Regions from separate parts of the Mus musculus genome. Here region 1 is linked to region 2. A link is a loop called in an ENCODE intact Hi-C map of the cell type or tissue named here. Cell type or tissue: heart. All regions are shown on one strand. Links, peaks and the distances in the headings refer to the core of each region. The heading gives the core; the rest is flanking DNA.

Region 1 (10,135 bases), core at 1,452-9,451, 180 kb after region 2:
GGAGTTGGGTTGTTGCTGCATCTATTCCTGGCAGATACCTTGGGAAATGGTTTGTATGAGTACAAAATAGAAAGTTTGTAGATGATGGTTAAAATTGAGCTAATATGCTATGCACACAGCTTAATAGGTAATTCTGTTAGGAGTTCAAAATATCACAAGAACAGAATGTCAATCAAGATGCAGATAGTGCTGAACACTCATAAAGTTCCAACTAGAACAGGGATCCTGCTACTAAATTAGGCAAGGACACACAAGTACATTCTGGGAAGTAACTTTTCTGTTTAAGCCCTGAGACTTTGAGGCAGGATAGTTTGAAGGGGAAGACTGTACAGCATTCGGGCAGTTGCATGGTTGTTGTGATCTGTTTTTAATGGCATAAGAGAGAAGCGGGAGCAAACAACAGGAAGACATGAAAAAGTTTAGTTTGGTCTAACAGGTTCACATAAATTTGAAGCTAAATCAAGCTTGATTTCTGAAGAATCGATTACATGGAAGAAGCCAAGAATCCAGGTGATGTAGTACATGTCTATAACCCAAGTACGTGGCAGGCTGAGGAGGAGGATCAGGAGTTAGAAGCCTGCCCCAGTGCATAGTTTCAGGCTAACCTGAGCTACATGGTGAGGCTCTGTCTAAAAGGTGCTGAATAATGTAAAGTGCCGGAGACTGGAGGTATAGCTCAGTCTCTGCAGCTAGATAACAGGAAAGATGCAGGAAGGCCATGTGTGGCAGAGTGAGATTCCCTGTGGGAGCTCCCAAGCGAGTGCTGTGTGCAGCCATGAGGATGAAGTGGAGCACGTCTACTAAAGAAACCAACAGGTGGAAAGCCCAGCCATCCCAGAGACAGGAGTTGTTACTGCAACCAGTATGTCACTAGGGCATGGCTGCCCAAGCCCTCTGCAGCTTACATCATAGCACCATTTGTCCATATGCTGAACATGAACCTGCAGGATTTAATGATTACCCTGGTAGATTTTGATCAGATTCTGTACCATTATATAGGGGAAGTCTGTAATTTTCTTTTTTTATTTTCAGTAGTCTTCAACTAAGAATTTGTTTTGCAGAAGACCTTGGACCTCTCTCTCTCTCTCTCTCTCTCTCTCTCTCTCTCTCTCTCTCTCTCTCTCTCTCTCTCTCTCACACACACACACACACACACACACACAAATACTGGAACTATCTAGTAGTTTATCTAGTAGGACCTTTGGTCCTGTGACATGGTGTTGTCTTCTGCAAATGTGTTAACTTCATTCGCAGTTTATTCTAAAATGCTTATGACCTGCAGGCCATAGGTTGGATGTTTCAGAGAGACTTTAAGACCCTTATGGATTGATTAAACACATTTTAAATTATGAGATGGTCAAGAACCTACCTTTGGAGTCCAGAGGTTGAATGTTATACATTGATAGAAAATAATCCCTTGACTCTTGTTTGAATGCTTAGTTCCGAGCTAGTGGCAGTGTTTGGAAGGTTCTGGAAACTTTAGGAGGTTGCATTTACTCTGAAGAGTATGTCACTACAGACATGCCTTTGAAGTTACAGTCTTGCTCAACCTCTGTCTCTTCAACTTCAAGTCTCACTGTCATTGTTTCCTAATGGAGCCATGAGCACTGGAGACAGGAATGTAGAGTGATACCTCTGGCATTATAAACCAAAATGAGTCATCCTTTCCTTAGGTTGTTTCTGTGAGGCATTTCACAAATATGTATACTGTTCACATAAGGTGACAGAGATGACAAGCCCAATAGTGTAAAGAGAAACTCGGGGATTGTTTGAACCCTGGGTGTAAGCTTGTAAGATTCTTTGGACCTCATCAAGTGTCATTGGCCCAATCTAGTAACACTATATGCCCGCCACTGAGGGTTCTAATTTCAGGAAATAAAACTTGCAAAGACATAAGCAGGCAGTTTGTAACACAGGGTCCTACATAGAAAATGTGTGCCCTTCGTAGACACATCAGAAGACAGAATGATGGGAACAACTCAGCCAAACAACAGATAGCAGAAACAGATCCACAGACGCTAGAGTTATCAAAAAAGGTGTTTTAAGATAATAGTTCTTGGGCTCCAGGGAGATGGTTCAGTGGTAAAGACATTTGCTATCAGGCCAAATAGCCTGAGTGTGATCCCTGGGACCCATATGGTAGAAGGAGAAAACTGGCTTCTATAGGTTATCCTCTGACTTGCACATGTACTCCCACCCACATTTTAAATACTTTAAAATAGAAAACCTAGATGGTTTTTAGGCTAGAGAGATTTATCAGTTGTTAAGAGTACTGGCTCCTCTTCTAGAGGACCTGGTTTCAGTTCTCACTACTCACATGGTGGCTCACAACCATCTGCAACTCCTGTTCCAGGAGATCTGATGCCCTCCTTGGCCTCCACCACAGCACACAGATGGTACACAGACACACATGCATAAAATGAAAATAAGTAAATGTTTTTTTTTAAAAAAGCATAACTACTCAGTATATTGGAGTAAATGACAAGATCTAACACCGCCATGGTGAAGCAGATTAGGTAGCTTTGATAGAGACGATGGTGTTACGATGAAAGCATATGATTGTGGGCAGGTAACGATGGCAATAGAATACTATACTAAAAACATATCTGAGGGGCTCAGTGATTAAGAGTGCAGGTGACACTAGCAAAGGACCCAGGGTCATTTCTCAGCACCACAACCATCTATAACCCCAATTCTAGAGATCTGACACCCTCGTCTGTCCTCCCTGGGCAGCAGGCATGGGCATGGTGTATGCACATGCATGCAGTCAAAACACACATGCCCATAAAATAAAAATAAACAACACCCTTTAAAATGTAATGTCTGCAGAGCAGCATGTGCTCGTTTGTAATCCTAATATTCAGAAGGCAGAGGCAGGAGGATGAAGCATTCAGAGACAGTTTCAGATATAATAAAAATTTGGAGGCCAATCTTGGCCGCATGAGACATTGTCTCAAAAATGAACAAAACACTTAACCAACAGCTAACACAAAACAAACACCTACAAAAACTAACCTAAAGAAATAAATGCATAAAATGTATGGATACTTTGATGAACAAGTCACAGGACTATCGTCAGATCATCTGTCGTAACATGCTTTGACATTGTATGGTGTTTTAATCATAATTCTAAATCTCCTCATTTATTAACTCTAAACATTCTCTAAAAGTCTCTCTATAATAATATAGAAATCATTAGGTTAAAACATGCAATTAGTTAACGCATAATAAATCCTCACCATATGAGTTATTATATACTCTTTGCTAGCTTTGACAGTCTTTAAATATAAAATGTATCAATCTTAAGGAGTTGCTGGAATAAGTTGGAATTACTGGTACCAAGTAGACTGTTTGCTTAGGCAACTGAGAAAATATGTGAAAAGGAAATCACCAAGTCAAACCAGTGACTTACCTCCAACAATCCCCAATGACTGGTGGCAGGGGAGGACCATCTGTTTATTCTGTGCGTGGGTCTTTGTTCCTGCATATATGTCTCTGCAGACCATGTGTACAGTGCCCAAGGCAGCCAAAAGAGGGTGTTAGCCCCTCTGGAACTGTCAACTACCATGTGGTTGCTGGGAACTGAACCCAGGTCCTCTGGAAGAGCAGCCAGTATTCTTAACCATTAAGCTATCTCTCCAGCTCCATTATTATACATTTATATGCACATAAAGATAAACAACATGAAAGTTTTGGCTAAGTGCTATGACTTAGCTAAAAAAAAAAATCTTTTAAAAAACATCTGACTTTTAAGTACCACAATTAGATAATTATAGAAAATTTGTAATTCAGAATCTTAGGAATGCAGAAAACTTGAAAGTATCGATAAACTTTTCCCTGATCTAACACGGGTTATTTTCACCTATAAATATTGATCAAGATCCACAGAGGACACTGCAGTCAGACGAACTTACTGTCCTCATCATGGTTTGAGTGATCAACTTTCTTGCTGTCTTTTGATGTTCAAATCCAGCGTTCTGTGTTAAAGTAGAAAGGTAAATTTACAAAATGAACGAGAACCTTTGTTTTCAGAACCAATTAACCGAGTGAACCCCCAAACTGTACTTTCTCTTTCTTTCTGGGGTTGTACTTCCAATCTAAGTGTATGAGGTTTCAACTGGAGCTACTTCCGGAGCAAACGCAGGTTCTGACATCATATCGACTATAACCTACAAATCACATTCTTTTCTTCACAAGTTTAATGTCAATGACAAGGAGAGCCCAGTTTTCAAGTACAGTGACCCACACAGTGCACATGCAGACGTGTGGAAAAGTTAACGCGGGACTTTGATTTTAATCCAACAAACTTGATTTGTTTACTAAGTGAGCATTTGGAAGTCACCACCAGGTATGGAAGAATAAAAAGAAAAGAGAAGAAACACCTAGGCTAAATGAGATAACTTTTAAAATAGATGTCTATGCACTCCACAATTGCAGAATAGTTCAATAGTTATACGCAAATTGTATGGTTAGTCATGAGCCTTGATATTAGAAGCCTACCCTGAGCTTGAATTTAGAAATATTCTGCCAAATTAAGAAATTTAGTGATGGTTGTGATTCCCCTAGTATATTTTTCTAACACGCCAAGCAAAAGTCATAAAAATCATTCTATCAACCATTCGGTGAATGAACCAGGAAGTGAGAGAAAGCTGTGTTCTGCTACCTAAAACCTCACCGTCTGTATTTCACACAGGCAAAATGCATGTGAAACCAATTCCCAGGCACTCACCACGTGTGCATCACAGCGGTGCGCCCCCCAGAGAGCTCCCATCCCTCCATCCAGGAATTACAGTTCCTTTTCATTGGCTCCGCCCCCAAAGAGCTCTTATCCCTGCGTCCATGAGTTACAGTTCGTTTTCATTGGCTCATGTCCCTGCTCAAGCCTGAAAGTCAGTGGTGTGAGCAGTGCCAGGCTAAAAGTGGACTGGAAAGAATTTGCTAGAGTATACAAGTCTAATAATTTTCCGGATGTGAGGCGCTGTGCTCGCTTTGCCGCCCTGCCTGTCCGTCTTCGCGGGCTGCTCCTGAAGCCCTCTGGGAGACATTAGTCCTTTGTCTTGACTGGGGCAGGGCTCAGTGACCAAGCCCAGGTGGGCTAGTTGCGTATTTAATCCAAGGGTGGTGTTATCATTGAGACCTTAGTTGTCCCCCCAAGACCTCCCTGCTAAAGACATTGTCCCCAGGATGTACTGGAAGGTCCTGGAACCTCCAGGAGGTGGGACCCGCTGTGAGGAACTTAGATCACTGGGGGATGCTCTTCAAGAATCTCAGAGGGTCAACAAGGAACACGCTAAACACATTCCATGTGGTATTCACAGACTTTGTGACGTCTTTCCTGGGGGGTTAATAAATCCTTGATTTATTACTTATGTTTCAGCATGTTTTCATTTTACACTGTTCTTTGGGGGCTTTAAGAAATTACATGATTGTAATTTTAATATATAGAAGTTTCTGAAAGAGGAGGTGGGGTGGGGTGGAGAGATGGTTCCGTGGGGATCCCTGCTTGCATGAAGACATGGATTTGGATTTTCAGCATCCAGGTAAAAAGCAGGCATGGTAGCAGACGTTTGTAAGCACAGCTCTGTGGGGAGGAGATAGATCCCGTGGGCTCACTAGACAGCCAATATGGGCAAAGTGGGTTCAGTGAGAGACCCCAAAAATAAGATGAAGAGCAATGGAGGGAGGCACCCAACAGCTAGTCGTGACCTCCACACATGGATGAGTGTGCCCACAAACAGCCCTGCTTCCTAAGCCTTGTCTGCTTTTATCTACACAATCACACAATCACAACCACACAATCACAACCACACAATCACAACCACACAATCACAACCACACAATCACAAATTGACAGGGTGAGTACCCAAGAAAGAGACTGGTAAAGAGTTGAGTTCTGAGGACAAGTTGGCACGGAGAAAGGAGACGTGACATACACAGAGCCGGGAAGAGTCTCTCTGGTCTCTGGATTGCATGGAATCTCTGTGCACATGTGTTCTCAAGGACCCTGGACACAGCCCAGGTCTGTGGAGAACACTTTTCCCTTCTATGCTTCCATCCCAGTCGGTGCCTTTGCTCAGAGGCATTGTTGATCCTATGAGCAGACACACAGACCTGCCTAGCCTCAGGAGGCCATGGCATCTTCTGTAACTGGACGTTTTATTGGCTTTACTCCTTGCTCTCTGGTCTTGATAAAATATCCTGATAACTGTTTTTTTTTTCTCCTGTGCTCACAGGATCCGTTCTGCCATTCTTCCTGGAAGTGGATTTCCTGTTATCTTTAACAAATGTTTGCAGGGAAAATATCTCCTCAGATGCAGCTGTTTGAAGCCTTCTTCCAACAGCCGTGTCATGCATTTGGAATTTAACTTCCACTTAGATGAGAACTTCACTTGCTTGTATGTGGTCAGTCTTCTACCCTGTGCCAGATACTTACTGCTATAGATCATTCTGCTATAGATCATTCTGTTCCCAGAGACACATACTCAATAAGGATCTAATCAATTAACAAAGGGCATGATCAATAGGTACAATCTTTTCGGGGTCCTGGCTTCTCTAGTACTGCGCATGCACCCTTGCTGCTCTGCCCTACCCTCATCTCCCTCCAGTTCTCTGTCCTCCGACTTGTCCAGTGGGAGGTGAAGGTGTATGTGCTCCTATTTTATTTTCCCCTGCACGAAGAGGAAGGAAGCTATGTTCCCTCCCTGTGCAGTCTTTCCCTGCACCCTACCATCTTAGCCTGTTGCCCATTCAGTCCTTGAGAGAAAACGTATTTGTTACTTTTCTTATTGCTGTGGCCAAATATCCAAGAAGAAACAACTCAAGAGGATGGTCTTATTGAGGACACAGGTCACAGAGGTACAATCCATGATGGTGGGGAAGGCATGCGGCAACAGTGTGACAAAGCTGGCCACTTTATGTCCATGGTCAGAAAGCAGACAATAGACAGGAAGTAGATGGGGCTAGAAGGCCTCAAGCTCCTCCCCCCGCCCTTGGTCCATTTCCTTCAGCAAGGCTCCAGTTTCTAAGGTTCCACAACCTTCCAAAGCAATACCACCAGCTGGTTACCAAGCATCCAAACATGAGCCTATGGGTCATAATTCCTACTAAAACCATAACAGGCGTGAACCAAATAATCTGCTCTAAGGAATGGGGATGTGGCTCAGGGTAGATGTTTGCTAGCATGTACGAGGCCCTAGGTGACTCTTGGCAGATCTTCTGCACTCGGTCCTCACTCACGTGAACAGCTGGAGAATCTCTTCCCCAGAATGTCCCGTCTGTTTTATGTTAAAATACACTGGCTTTGTCAGATACAAAAATACTCAAGAGAGTATTGGAAACCTTAACACGTCCTTAAAATATTCATCAAATGAAATGTTTGCAGTGCATGATATTTTTATACAAATATGCTATTTTTACTAAGGTTTAATCTTTTACATTTGGGAAGGTCTAAAATGTCCTCCATCCTGATCTCATGTGCTAGCCAGGAAGGAGGACTCTGAACAGATCTGTGTCCATCCATAAAAGGCTCTCAACGTGCCAGGATCCCTCCACAAAGCCTCGGTGAGTGAAGAATTTCGAAGGATCAACAATGTACATGTCACACACATTCCGTGTGGTGTTCTTCACAGACTTCATGACGTCCTTCCTGGGGGGTTAATAACCTTGATTTATTACTTCTGCTTAGCATGTTTACATTTTCAACTGTTCTTTGGGGGCAATAAAACATCTTTTGGAACTTTCAGAATGTACTCTGAAACTTATATTTTTGGGAAAAAACCTCATTCACTGGTTCTGTCTGGCAGCCAAAGTGGAGGCCGTGGGATGATGGTTCAGGGTTATAGTGAAATATTGTGTGCTTGAGTTTGTAATATCTCTTTGTAGGTGTGTACCACAGCTGGGAGGGTGGGTAACACACACGATCCTCAGCACCCTAGAGACACAGTAATGGAAGCAGCCTCAAAACTGAAGACCTCTCTCCCAGGCCAAGGCACTGCTACCTCTCTGCCCTGGGTAGGGCATTCCAGCCCCGCCCCTTGCCAATCTTTCTCAGGACATCAAAGCATCTACATAAGCCATCCACAGTCCCTTCCAAGACTGCAGTGTTGTATCCTGGTGTCATTACTGAAGAAAGGGCTGGAGGAGAGAGGAAGGGGGAGAGGGAGGGAGGGAGGGAGGGAGGGAGGGAGGGAGGGAGGGAGGGAGGGAGGGAGGGAGGGAGGTATAAAGGGGAGTTGATAGGAAACAAACTAGGACAAGACTGGGCACAATTTTCCCTCCACTAACTGTGCTCTCCTACTGTCTAACATGCCGCATGTTGATCTCCATCGTTAGACAGAATCCTAAAGACTCAACCTGTCACATACACAATGGATCAAAACAGCCTCCCTTTTTGGTCAATTGGGACTAGTTAGGCCCAATCCTAACAAGGAGGTGCTGGAGGTAGGAGGAGAGACAAACTCATCTTTGGAGCTCACTGTCCATCCTATCCAAAAGATGCAGACAATTCCAGATTCTATTAGAGACCCTTTCTCAAAAAGTAAGTTAGCAAATGTTTGAGAAAAATGCCTGGTGCTATCTCTGGCTCCTATACACACATGTGTGCACACACAAACACACACACACTCAGACTCACTATATGCACACATGAACACATACAGACAGCATACATGCAAACCAATGAAAACAGCTTAAATTTCTCTTTCCCACATGAATGTCTAATACAAGGTTCAAAAGGTTTATACACTGTAATGAAAATGGCTTCCTACTTTGTTTACTGGGATAAAACAGTGACCAAAAGGGACTTAAGGAAGACAGGCTTTATTGTTGTACAGGTCCTGATCGCAGCCCAGGGTACTGAGGAGTCAGGGCAGGAACTCAAAGCAGGAGCAAGAGGAGAAGGCAGGGAGGGAGCCAGTTGCCGGCTTGATTCTTGTGCTCTGCTCTGCCTACTTTTCTATACAACAAGAGCCACCTTCAAGGGATGGCATCACCCACACTGTCATGCAATCATTCATCAAGATAATGACTCCACAGACTTCCTCCCTACAGGCCAATCTGATGGAGGCACAAACTAGGCACTAACTTTCTCAGTTGAACTTTTCTTTTCCCAATGACCTCAGCTTTGGTCAAGTCTACAAGAACCTAGACGCTCAAGTGAAACCCATGTTACTCGTCCTTTAAAGCCCCATCCGCAGCGACTGCCAACTTCTAAATAGCCCTTTATAAACATCACAGAATGAGGCCTTCACGATGTAGCGCTATCAGTTTCTGATGATGAAAGCGTTTTTATCTCCCATGATTACAGTAGCATTGGGATATGGCACGTAGTTCTGGAAATAAAAGACGTTCAGTCATCTTATACAGCAGCTTACTGCTGTTCAAGTCCATTGTGTCAAAGAGCAAACCCACATCAGCTATTTAAATCCTGTGACCCTTGTTTCATTTACTGCCCAGAGAAAGATGTTAAGTATTAGAGAAGGGTGCCAAGAGATGGCTCAGCACAGTTATTGTTAGCTGGCCTGAAATTTTCTGGCCCATTTACAAGACTTGAAAATTTTCAAATTGGATTTATATATGTTTATTGTACAGTGGTCAGATAAATTGGAGTAGAAGGGCCGGAAGAAAGGCTGTCCTATTAAAGATATTTTTGGAAGGCCTGTTTCTCCCACTGAGGCATGGCAGTCGTAACCTGTTGCTATTCGCTTGTCGCCATGGAAGGCTGCTGGTTCCCCGTGACTCACCTGCAGCAGATTCACAGTCAGCAAATTATAAGACACAATGGGGTCATCCTGGTATAAAAAGAGCAAAAAGAGGAGCATTTCCTGGGTAGATTCCTGTCCTAATGACATTCTTGTCTCCAGTAACAAGGGACCCAAGGAAAAAGCCATCTGGTCCCTTTTGTCAACTTCCTGCCTTTATCAGAGGAAATGAAATGTGTCCTTGTAACCTTTCAAATCCCACATAAACAGTATGAGGAAAGCTGTCAAAATCATGTAGTATAAGCAACGCTTGTATTTTTACACATTGTTTTTAATTCTTCTAGGAATATCACTGACTGGTAAGCCCACAGACGACCCCAACTCCAGTGACTAGTGATGACGGATAATGACAACAACTTACTGAAGGCATACTAACA
Region 2 (10,135 bases), core at 1,170-9,169:
AACCTACTTTTACCAAAAGTTTCTGCCACCCACCTGAAGCCCACTAAACCACGAATATGGAGGGACCGATCCATTCAAAAGGTCAGAGCCCTACAGAGTTCTCTGATTGTTGGCTCAGTGGTCCCTATTTCTGCTTGACCACATCCAGCACTGCCAATGAAAAGAAGTGGAAATGTGTGAGTTCTGGAAACTTTCCTTGAAGAACAGCTGGTGCGCACCCATTGGCTGCTCTGCCCCAGCTCTTGTCTCCTTCCTGCAGTTTGAAACACAAATGTAGATGGTGGACTTTTCAGCAGGTGGATGGGGCAGTGCAGAGATCTGTCTGTATGATTCACATAACTGACTGTATGGCCCTCAGCTTGGACCACACTCTCTGAGGTACTGTGAGCTCAGCATCTGTCTCAGTGTCCTTTATAGACCAGGGAACCCAGAGTTACATCAACACTCTTTCCTTCTCTTAAAAGGCAAGCACTTTCAAGATCTAGAAGCCACTGGAAACCAGCAGCAGCATTTTAAGGACAGGCCACGATCTGAGGCAGAGAATTAAACAAAGAGTGGGCAAAGATTCTTTCTCATGGGCACAGAAAAAAGACAAACTGTTAAGGTCACATGTTCATAATACTGACTATTTTATTCTCACAGATGGGACCATACTTTTGTGGGTTTGGTCTAATGCTTGTATTATGTTAATTGGGTCCCCAAAATTGCATGAGAATTCGAATATAAGACGTCAAGGGTCCCTGATTCTCGTTGGTTTTGATTGGTAAATAAGGTTGCCAGGCAGGGTGATGGGAGCAGGACTTTTAGGATTCCTGAGCAAGGGACCAAGGGATTAGGAAGGGATAGCCACCAAGCTGGGAAAGGAGTGGCTGCCACGCCCGAGAAGTACAGGAGAGAGAGACAGCCAACGTGGAAGAGCCAGGGATCAGGACCCAGGAGGCTGTAGGTCTGGCTCTGGGGCAGCCAAGATGGAATATAGCATTTAGTAAGTGATGAATTGGTACTATCAGAAAGAACATCAGCCACGTGGAGGTTAGGAAGTGGCCCAGCCACTGAGCTCTTCAAGGCATATTAAAATGTAAGGGTGAGTGTGTCTGTGTGTGTGTGTGTGTGTGTGTGTGTGTTTCATTCGGAAACCCAGGACACTGGGGTGGGTAGCAAGGAACGTGCACTGCCGCCAGGATTATTTGAGCAGGGACATTTGGGTTATGCTACACCGTACCTCCTCTGAGATGTTATCTTTTTTCCGTTGTTTTAGAAACAGTCTCATATATCCCAGGCCGATCTCCAACTCACTATGTAGCCAAAGATGATTGTGAACTTCTGACTTTCCTGCCTCCACCTCCCAAGTGACTGTGAGTGTAGACCAAAGTGCCCAGTTTAAAACCTTGTGATTTATGAGATGGTGCAGTAGTAATGGAAAATTCTCTGGAATTAATTAATAGGACCATTAAAATTGAAATAAACACTCCTAAAGTGCAAACATTTAGGAATAGCCTCCTTCTTTGTGTCTCACTACAATATTTCTAACATCTATTTTATTTAACTCATAGGATCACCCCACTTAATTCTTCTTTATAGATCACTAACCCAAAAGGCAGGGTCTGGCACTCCTTGTATGCAAATCTGGTCTTATGTTTTTTTTTTTTTTTTTATCCTCTTCACATCAAAGACTACACTGATAGCAGTAGCTCCAAAAATCTAAAAATAATTGTCCTGGTTATTATTATTATTTTTAAATCAATCCAATTCAATGTAGGGGCATCTGGGAAGAGGGAACCTCAGCTGAGAGAGTGTCCCCATTATATTGTCCTGTAGGCAAGTCCGTGGGGCATCATCTTGGTTGGTCATTGATGCAGGAGGGCTCAGCTGTGGGCAGCCAGGTCCCTGAGCAAGCAGATGTGGTGGTTGAAGAAAACAGACAAACAAGCAATGGAGAGCAAGCCAGTGAGCACTGTCCCCCAGGCCTCTGTTTCAGTTCCCTTGGCCAGCTTCTCGCCTAATTCCTGCCCCGATTCACCAAGTCAGCTCTGTATGTCTGTACAGACTGTTTTAGCTTTGTAGATTCAAAGAAAATGATATTAATCAGACAAATCCAACAAGAAATTGAGAAATTAGGAAAAGCATGGAAAGGAAGAGAGGGGCATGTCTCAGCTTCATAGTGTTTATAAAATAACAGCCCAAACTGAATCTTTTCTGAAAATGGATTGTGAACCTTAGGTGGTCATTCTTAAACACTCTTGTTGATTAACATGCATTGTTAGTTTGATTGATTTTTAGAATCAACATGACAACACACCTCTTCAACTGTCTGCAGGAATGTTTCTGGAAAGCTTTAACTGTTCGGAAGGGGAGACCCATCCTGAATGGGGGAACCTCGTCCCTCAGTCTGGAGCCCCGTCTCATCCATCAGACCGGAGTCCCAGCCTGAGTTAACGGGAAAGGGAGCACAAGCATCCGCAGCTTAGTTAGGGTTTTACTGCGATGAACAGACGCCATGACCAAGGCAACTCTTATAGAGGACAACATTTGATTGGGGCTAGATTACAGGTTCTGAGGTCCAGTCCATTATCATCATAGCAGGAAGTATGACAGCATTCAGGTAGGCATGGTGCTGGAGGAGCTGAGAGTTCTATAGATTTATAGAACTTTCAAAGGAAGCCAGGAGCAGGGTGTCCTTACGCAGTTAGGAGAAGGGTCTCAAAATCCACCCCTACAGGGACACACTTCCTGCAACAAGGCTACACTTCCTCTAACAAGGCCACACCTCCTCCAACAAGACCACACCTCCTCCAACAAGGCCACACCTCCCCCAACAAGGCCACACCTCCCCCAACGAGGCCACACCTCCTCCAACGAGGCCACACCTCCTCCAACAAGGCCACACCTTCTAATAGTGGCACTTCCTGGGCCAAGCATATTCAAATAGCCACAGTTCATCTCGCTGCTTCCTGACTTGGGATACATTGTGACCAACTGCCTCATGCTCCTGCCTCCACGCCTTTCCCATCATGATGGACTGTGTTCTCTGTGATCCAGAATCAACTGTTCCTTGAGTTGCCCTATAGAAACCAATATGGTCATATAAACTCCTCTGACTCATTGGGATGTTCAAATTAGACCCATGTTTCCTCAACTATTGAAAACATGTGCCCATACACAAATGTTCTAGGCCACTCTACCGCTAGGGATTTTTGACAAGGCCTTCTAGGACACAGGTGAATATCTACATTATTTCCTCCAGCTAAAGTGATCTTGTCAAACTTTACGTTTTGCAGATTGTTTTATAATACGAAAAGATTTGGTGGGCATGTGGCTCATGCCTTTAACCCTAGTACTCAATAGGCAGAGGCAGGTGGATCTCTACGAGTTCCAGGCTAGCATGGTCTACTTAGTGAGTTCTAGGCTAGTCAGTGCTAAAAATGAGACCCTGTCCAGCAATCAGGCAAGCAAGCAAACAAACAAAACAAACCCCCTACAGCCCTAATAATAAGACCAAACCACCTACAGACTTTTTAAAAAAGATGTAGGCATCTTACATTGACTAGTACATGACTTCTTATGCCTAAATTTAGGTCCCTTTCTATTCGTATTACTGTAGTGAAGAGTCCTGGCCCAGATCTCAAGGGAAGGTTATAGAGAGGATCCTCCCAGTGACCAGGGAATCAGAATCAAGTGATGTTCACTCTGGGATGGGGCTGCATGGACTTGGGGATATAGACAGAGGAAACGTGAACAGCAAAGACACGTCTGGAGTCAACAGCAAATCATTGAGGAAATAATTCAGGCGAGCTGTCACTAAGAGACTTCACTTGGCAAACAGCCCTCACCAATGCCAGGAACCACGGGGTTGCCAGAAACTCAGAAGTACCACTCATAACAGTGAGGAAAACCAGAAAGCCCAAGGACACAACATACGTCAGTCACTGCTAAATTAGGAGTTGCCAACTTGGTTCTTTCTATGTCTCTGAACTATGTTTCTAGCGCTTCGGAAAACGTTAAAAGAAACAAAATGCATGATTTCATTTGATGGCTAGCAAAATAATGTTATTTGTGACACAAATGTTTACAGAACTTTGGGCAGGACCATGAGAGACACATTGTACATTTGATAATCTTGGGATCTGTAAAATGTCCTTTGCCACTCTATTTTGTCATGAGTGCTGGGGAAGGATGCCATTTTCCTTGGCAGCATGGGCACTGGCAACCCGTCCTTGCTCCAGGAAGGATACATCTGTGTGAGCATGAACTCTCAGCAGGGTGCTGTCTAAAAAGGGTGGCACTGTGAGAGGGAGTGGGCTGTGAGTGGATATTTGGGCTGAAAACATCTAATATTCATTATATATGTATATGAAATGGTCAAACAATTAAAAAAATGGGGGAAGGTTTTCATTGTGAGATGTCTGTGTGTTTGTGAAACTTTTTTGTAATGGTTAATTCTGGTTGAGACCGCGACTGGGTTGAAATGCCTAGAGTCCCAGAGAGGCACACACGTGAATGAGTCTGTGAGGGCATCACTGAGGTGGTCGTCTGAGGAGAGAAGACACACCTTGATTGTGCTGCATTGTCTCATGGTCTGGAGTCCTGAACTGACTAAGGAGGCACAAAGGAGCAAGTGAGTTGAGGACTGGTACAAACACACCTTTTTCTTCTGTTTCTGGGTCACCCAAATGTGAGGAGGTGGGAAGGCTTGGCTGGCACAGACAGGACCCTCAAACCATGGGCCCAGATAGACCCTTTCTCCCCTAAGTTGCTTCTTGCCATGGTTTTGATCACAGCAATGGGATAAGTAACTAACACACACGCAGTATGTAAATGTTGTGATCCTTACAAACTCCTCTATCAGTTTAACCAGCTAAACTAATCAAGTAGTGAACGTCTCTCAAGTCAGCACTAGAGGGAGCATCAAGTAGAGCAAAGAGCTATGAACATGTGAGCTTCAAGGTTGTCACCAAGGTTGAACGCTACAAAAGGACAGAGAGAGTGGTCGGAAGGCCGGGTGTGAAACAGCCAGTGAGAGGCTTGGGTCTGCTAGTGAGGCAGCCCCGCTGTGAGGTTAGATAGAGAAAGCTGGGGATCCTTCTGGAGAGCCAAAGGCCTTTTCAAGAAAAAAAAAATATCAAGGTCTACAGTGGAGTCCCCGATTTAAGCAGAATGCAGGAAATCAGAGTGCATCACACTTAAGGCTTCCTGCTGCGAGCTGCTAAACAGTCAGAAGAAGGCAGAGTGAGCAAACAATAGTTTGACCATGGACAACACCAGGAAGAAAATCCCACATCACCCCTAGGGGTTCCCACCGACACCGGAGGAGACACTGATATCTCACTGATACTTGATGGAAAATGGAATTCTCTCTCACTCCTATAAAAACATTCAACTATGATCCTAACCTTGCCTCTGACCATGAATTCCAAGTGTAGGGTCCAGATCAGAGGATGTCATCAGTGGCCGAGTGTCAATGTGACAAGAAGCATCATAGAAGCAACACAGTGATGACTTAAAGCTAGGCAGTGTGTTTCCACAGGCTAGGTGACAAGGCTTGGTGAGGAGCGCAGAAGAACATAGGTAGTGTGAGCTAATGTGAACAGCTGTGGGGAGAGAGGTGAGGAAGAGAGCTTGATGTTCTTACAGAGGGTTCAGTTCCCAGCTCCCAAATCAGGAAGCTCACAGCTTCTTATAACTCCTGTTCCAGGGAGATGACACCCTCTTCTAGCCTCCATGGGTATTGTGTCACACACACACACACACACACACACACACACACACACACACACACACACACACACACACACACACACACTCACACACACACACACACACAAATATGAATAAAATAGATCTAAAAAAAAATAGGAGGATACAGGTTGTGAGCCAAACACCACATGCTTTCTAACCATGTGACTCTGAGTGACTACGTGTCCTGAAGCAAGAGTCATTGAGAATTATGAGTAGAATACATCTTGAGTGTGAGGAGTACTCAGTTCATGTCAGCTATGCTGACAGGTGGCATAATGAAAGCTTACGTGGAGACCTACGTGAGTACTCCATTACAAGTGAGCTTGATACCAGCTACAAGGAAACACGCGCTTATTTCGTACATAACTGAATTTTAACGTTGAGTGTTTTAATGGCTGAACATCTGTTTTCAGGCTTAGGTAAAGCAGAAAATGTCCTTAACAACCTTGGGTATTATGTAGGTTTCAGAGACAAGGTTCTAGGTACTGGGTCCTGGGATTACAGGTGTGTGCAATGTGTAGTTTATGTGGTGCTGAGAATTGAACCCAGGGCTTCATGCATTCGAGGCAATCTCTATACTAACGGAGCTACACTCCAGACCATGCAGCCTTTAAGATATTATGTCCATTAAAACCATGCTATAAAAATAAGCAATTATAGGAGCCAGAGTGGTAGCTCCTTAGTTAAGAACACTTGTTACTCTTGCTAGGACCCAGGTTCTGTTCCCAGCACCCGCTTGGAGCTCACAACATTCTGTAACTATAAAACCAGGGGATCCAACACTTCCTTTCGACCTCCTTAGGCACCTGGTACATGCATGGTACACATACATATAGTTAGGAAAATACTCATACACATAAAACAATAAAATTTAAAAATAAGTAAGTATAACCAGAGGGTCTTTGTTTTCTGATGGAATAAGGCTGCTCTGTAAACCAAATCTCAACAAGACATTGGGACTTTGCGTCTTAGATGGACACAGCTGTTCGATGTGCGGTCTGTTTGTAGGGTTGAATGTTTGTTCTGCACTTTTGCTCTTTATATCTTGTTCCTACCAGACCTGATGATAACCTCTGCCCTTCTGCAGCATCTTCTCTCTTGCCTTTACATCACACACACACACACACACACACCACACACACACACACACACAATACACACACACCAAATACACCACACACATCACACACACACACACACACACACACACACACACCACACACACACAATACACACACACACACACACACCACACACACACACACACACAATACACACACACACCAAATACACCACACACATCACACACACACACACACACACACACACATGCACACACACATCACATACACACACCACACATACAATACATACACACCACACACATAAACACCAAACACACACACACACGTGCACACACACACCACATACAAACACCACACATACACACACCATACCACATACCACACACACACACACACACACACACACACACACTGCTGCAGGGAACGTCCTACATTGTATCTAGAGTGTAATTACATACTTCCACCTCTGGGGCACTTTCACAAATCTCATTCACTCCTTTTACTCTTTTGACAAATATCCCCTGAACACACAGATCCCCGAGACATCTCTTCCTTTGGGGTAACAGATGGGTAAGACAGACAAGACAGACACAACAGTGGGAAGAAACTGAGTAGTAGGAGATAAAGCAGAAGGCACAACAACACCCATCAGTGCAGAGAGGGCCTCGCTCAGTGACCGCGGCTACACAAGCGCAAAGCTCATTAGAGCAGTATTATTTTTCTGGTCTATTCTGATCCATCACTGTCTCTCGGGGCTTAAGAAAGGGCAAAGAATTAAACTGATCCTCAACAGACACTTTTTGTACAAACACAGAGCAGATTGGAATGTAACGGTAGTGTTTTCCAGGCAAAGAGACAGCAAGTGCCAAGGTCCCGAAAAAGAGGAGGCTCCAGGGAGAGAAAGAAACCAGGGAGCCATAAGAAGATAGGGAGTGGAATGTGGCAAACTCTGGCTCAAAGGATAATAGAAGACACTGGGGAGAGATGAGATATTCATGTTATTTCCTTATAGATAAACGTGGTATACACACCATTCTACCATGTATTAGAGATGAAAGTGAATTTACTAGTGACGTGGATGTACTTATTTATTGTCACATAAAGTGCTAAATCTTGGGCTGAACATCTGATACCACAGAACATAGGACATCTTCAATATTTTTAAGAGTTGATCGATACCTTGATTTTATAATCGTCTATGCTGAGAACACTTCTTTGCATAGTATGTACTATAAAACAGCCAAGACGTGTTTTGGGCCATTTCAGAAATTGTAGGATATTCTGTCATAATCCCAAGCCAAAATTCATTTAACAATCTTTTATGAAATTCAAGCCAGCAACTCAGAGACAATTTTCAAACCAAATATTGTAACAGATACAGTTTAAACAAACATGGTCTTAATGTGAGAAGTGGCACGGGAAAGAGAAATGAAATATTTTTTTTTTGTAATTAGTCTACTAATTAAACATTAATCTGTTCCTATCAGAACAGGAAACGTTGTGTGTACAGTTAAAACACTGCTGTTTATAACACCAAATAGTCTTGGATCTGTGCCCAAACGTGTCAAGTCCATTTAATTCTATAGAACCCCCTCAGAGTCATCATTTGTTTTTTACTGAATTAACTATTGTTCCCTGAAGAGAGAGAACTACAGATGGGAGTGAGCCAAGATGTGGCTGCTGGGACTCAAACCCAGGTCCTCTGGAAGAGCAGCAAGTGCCTCTAACCACTGACCCACCTCTCCAGCTCAGCTCGACCATTTTTGTTGGTCTTGTTCACATTGTTCCTTGAATCTCAAAATCTATTTTTCTATAATTTCTTTCCTTAGTGAGAAAACCTTCACTTTCTCATGCATCCTTCAGTCATTAGTCTGTTATTGTTAACATTCTCAAGGGCTTCAAGAACCTCCCTGTAGTTAGAACCTTGCCATAGAACAATGGCTTAAGTCCCTAGATGCTCCCCCCCCTTCCTTACTATTTCACACCAGTTAGCATTTTTTTTGGGTCTATTGTCAGGCATCTCCTCTCTCTCTCTCTGAGTTCTTGCCCTTCTGCTCTCTGCAAGCCAAGCACAGGTCTTGTAGCTAGTAGGCATCCACACATAAGCCAGTCTCTTCTCCATTGACCAGCCTTCAGGTTGCCATTAGCATCATCTACCTCAAACACAGCTTAGACGGCCTCCCCCACCCCAATTTTATGAGTTTTCAATTTTTTTCAGTCTTTCATAATTTTTGATCGACTTTATAAGGAAAAAGTAAATTCCTTAGTCTGCTGCTTCATGCCCATGATTTTCACCTCACTTGATTTCTTGAGCCTTACCTACGCTTCTCTATGTCTTCCTGGACTCCTGTCGTCTTTGTTAGGGTTTCTGTTGCTTCAACAAAACACCAGGACCAAAAACCTAGTTGGGGCGGAAGGAGCTTATTAGGCTTACACTTCTAGATCATTCTCCATCACTGGAGGAAGTCAGGACAGGAACTCAAGCAAGGCAGGAACCTGGAGGGAGGAGCTGATGCAGAGGCCGTGGAAGGGTGCTGCTTACTGGCATGCTCCTCATGGCTTGCTCAGTCTGCTTTCTTGTAGATCCCAGGACAATTAACTCAGGGATGGCAATGCCCACAAAGGGCTCAGCCCTCCCACAATGATCACTAATTGAAAAAAATGCCTGACAGCTGGATCTCATGGAGGCATTTCCTCAACTGAGGCTCCTTTCTCTCTGATTGACTCAAAACCAGCCAGTACTTCTGTTGTGGTAGTTGGCCCAAGGAGTGGCACTATTAGGAGGTGTGGCCTTGTTGGAGTAGGTGTGGCCTTGTTAGGGTAGGTGTGGCTTTGTTGGGGTAGGTGTGGCCTTATTGGAAGAAGATGTGTCACTGCAGGAGTGAGCAATGAGACCCTCCTTCTAGCCACGTGGGAGCCAGTCTTCTCCTGTTTGCCTTCTGAACAAGATAGAACTCTCAGCTTAGCCACGTGTGCCTGCCTAGACACTGCCATCCTCCCTAAAATGCATATAATGGACTGAACCTCTGAACCTGTCAGCCAGCCCCAATGAAATGGTGTCCTTTGTAAGAGTTGCCTTGGTCATGGTGTCTTTTCACAGCAATGGAAACCCTAAGACACCTGTCAAACTCAATTGGCTACTGTTCTAACTATCTGACAGCTTAACAACAACAAACAAAAGCAAGGGCAAAACCACCTGTTCGCATTAGTCTGTTTCCTTTGAGTGCTCTCTGCTCAGCCAAGTGTTTGTTGACACTCAGCTCTGTCATGATGGGCAGTGAGGAAATACTTGTATTTTCTAAGTGAAAATCCTA

What was found. Hi-C counts contacts between places; a loop is a spot of excess contacts. Peaks named below come from ENCODE experiments on the same cell type or tissue, not always from the same donor. Only the 100,000 strongest peaks of a DNase experiment are listed, where the experiment ranks them.
Region 1: it touches region 2 in a loop (2.4-fold over the local background); 3 of 42 quality-filtered maps call a loop at or near these places.

What each region holds. Positions count from the first base shown.
Region 1 is chr6:142,540,060-142,550,194 of GRCm38, reverse strand. Gm38920 (a long non-coding RNA gene) reads left to right here and starts at 5,477. Exons shown (of 3, transcript XR_869569.1): 1 at 5,477-5,540; 2 at 6,234-6,395; 3 at 7,485-7,643. In heart, for the core only: no CTCF peak of the experiment used is centred there; a DNase peak (open chromatin) is centred at 4,894; H3K4me3 peaks cover 434 bases.
Region 2 is chr6:142,715,630-142,725,764 of GRCm38, reverse strand. No RefSeq gene overlaps it. Among named protein-coding and RNA genes, the nearest start is that of Abcc9, 18 kb to the right of the region's middle. In heart, for the core only: CTCF peaks have their summits at 4,898 and 7,306; no DNase peak of the experiment used is centred there; H3K27ac peaks cover 380 bases.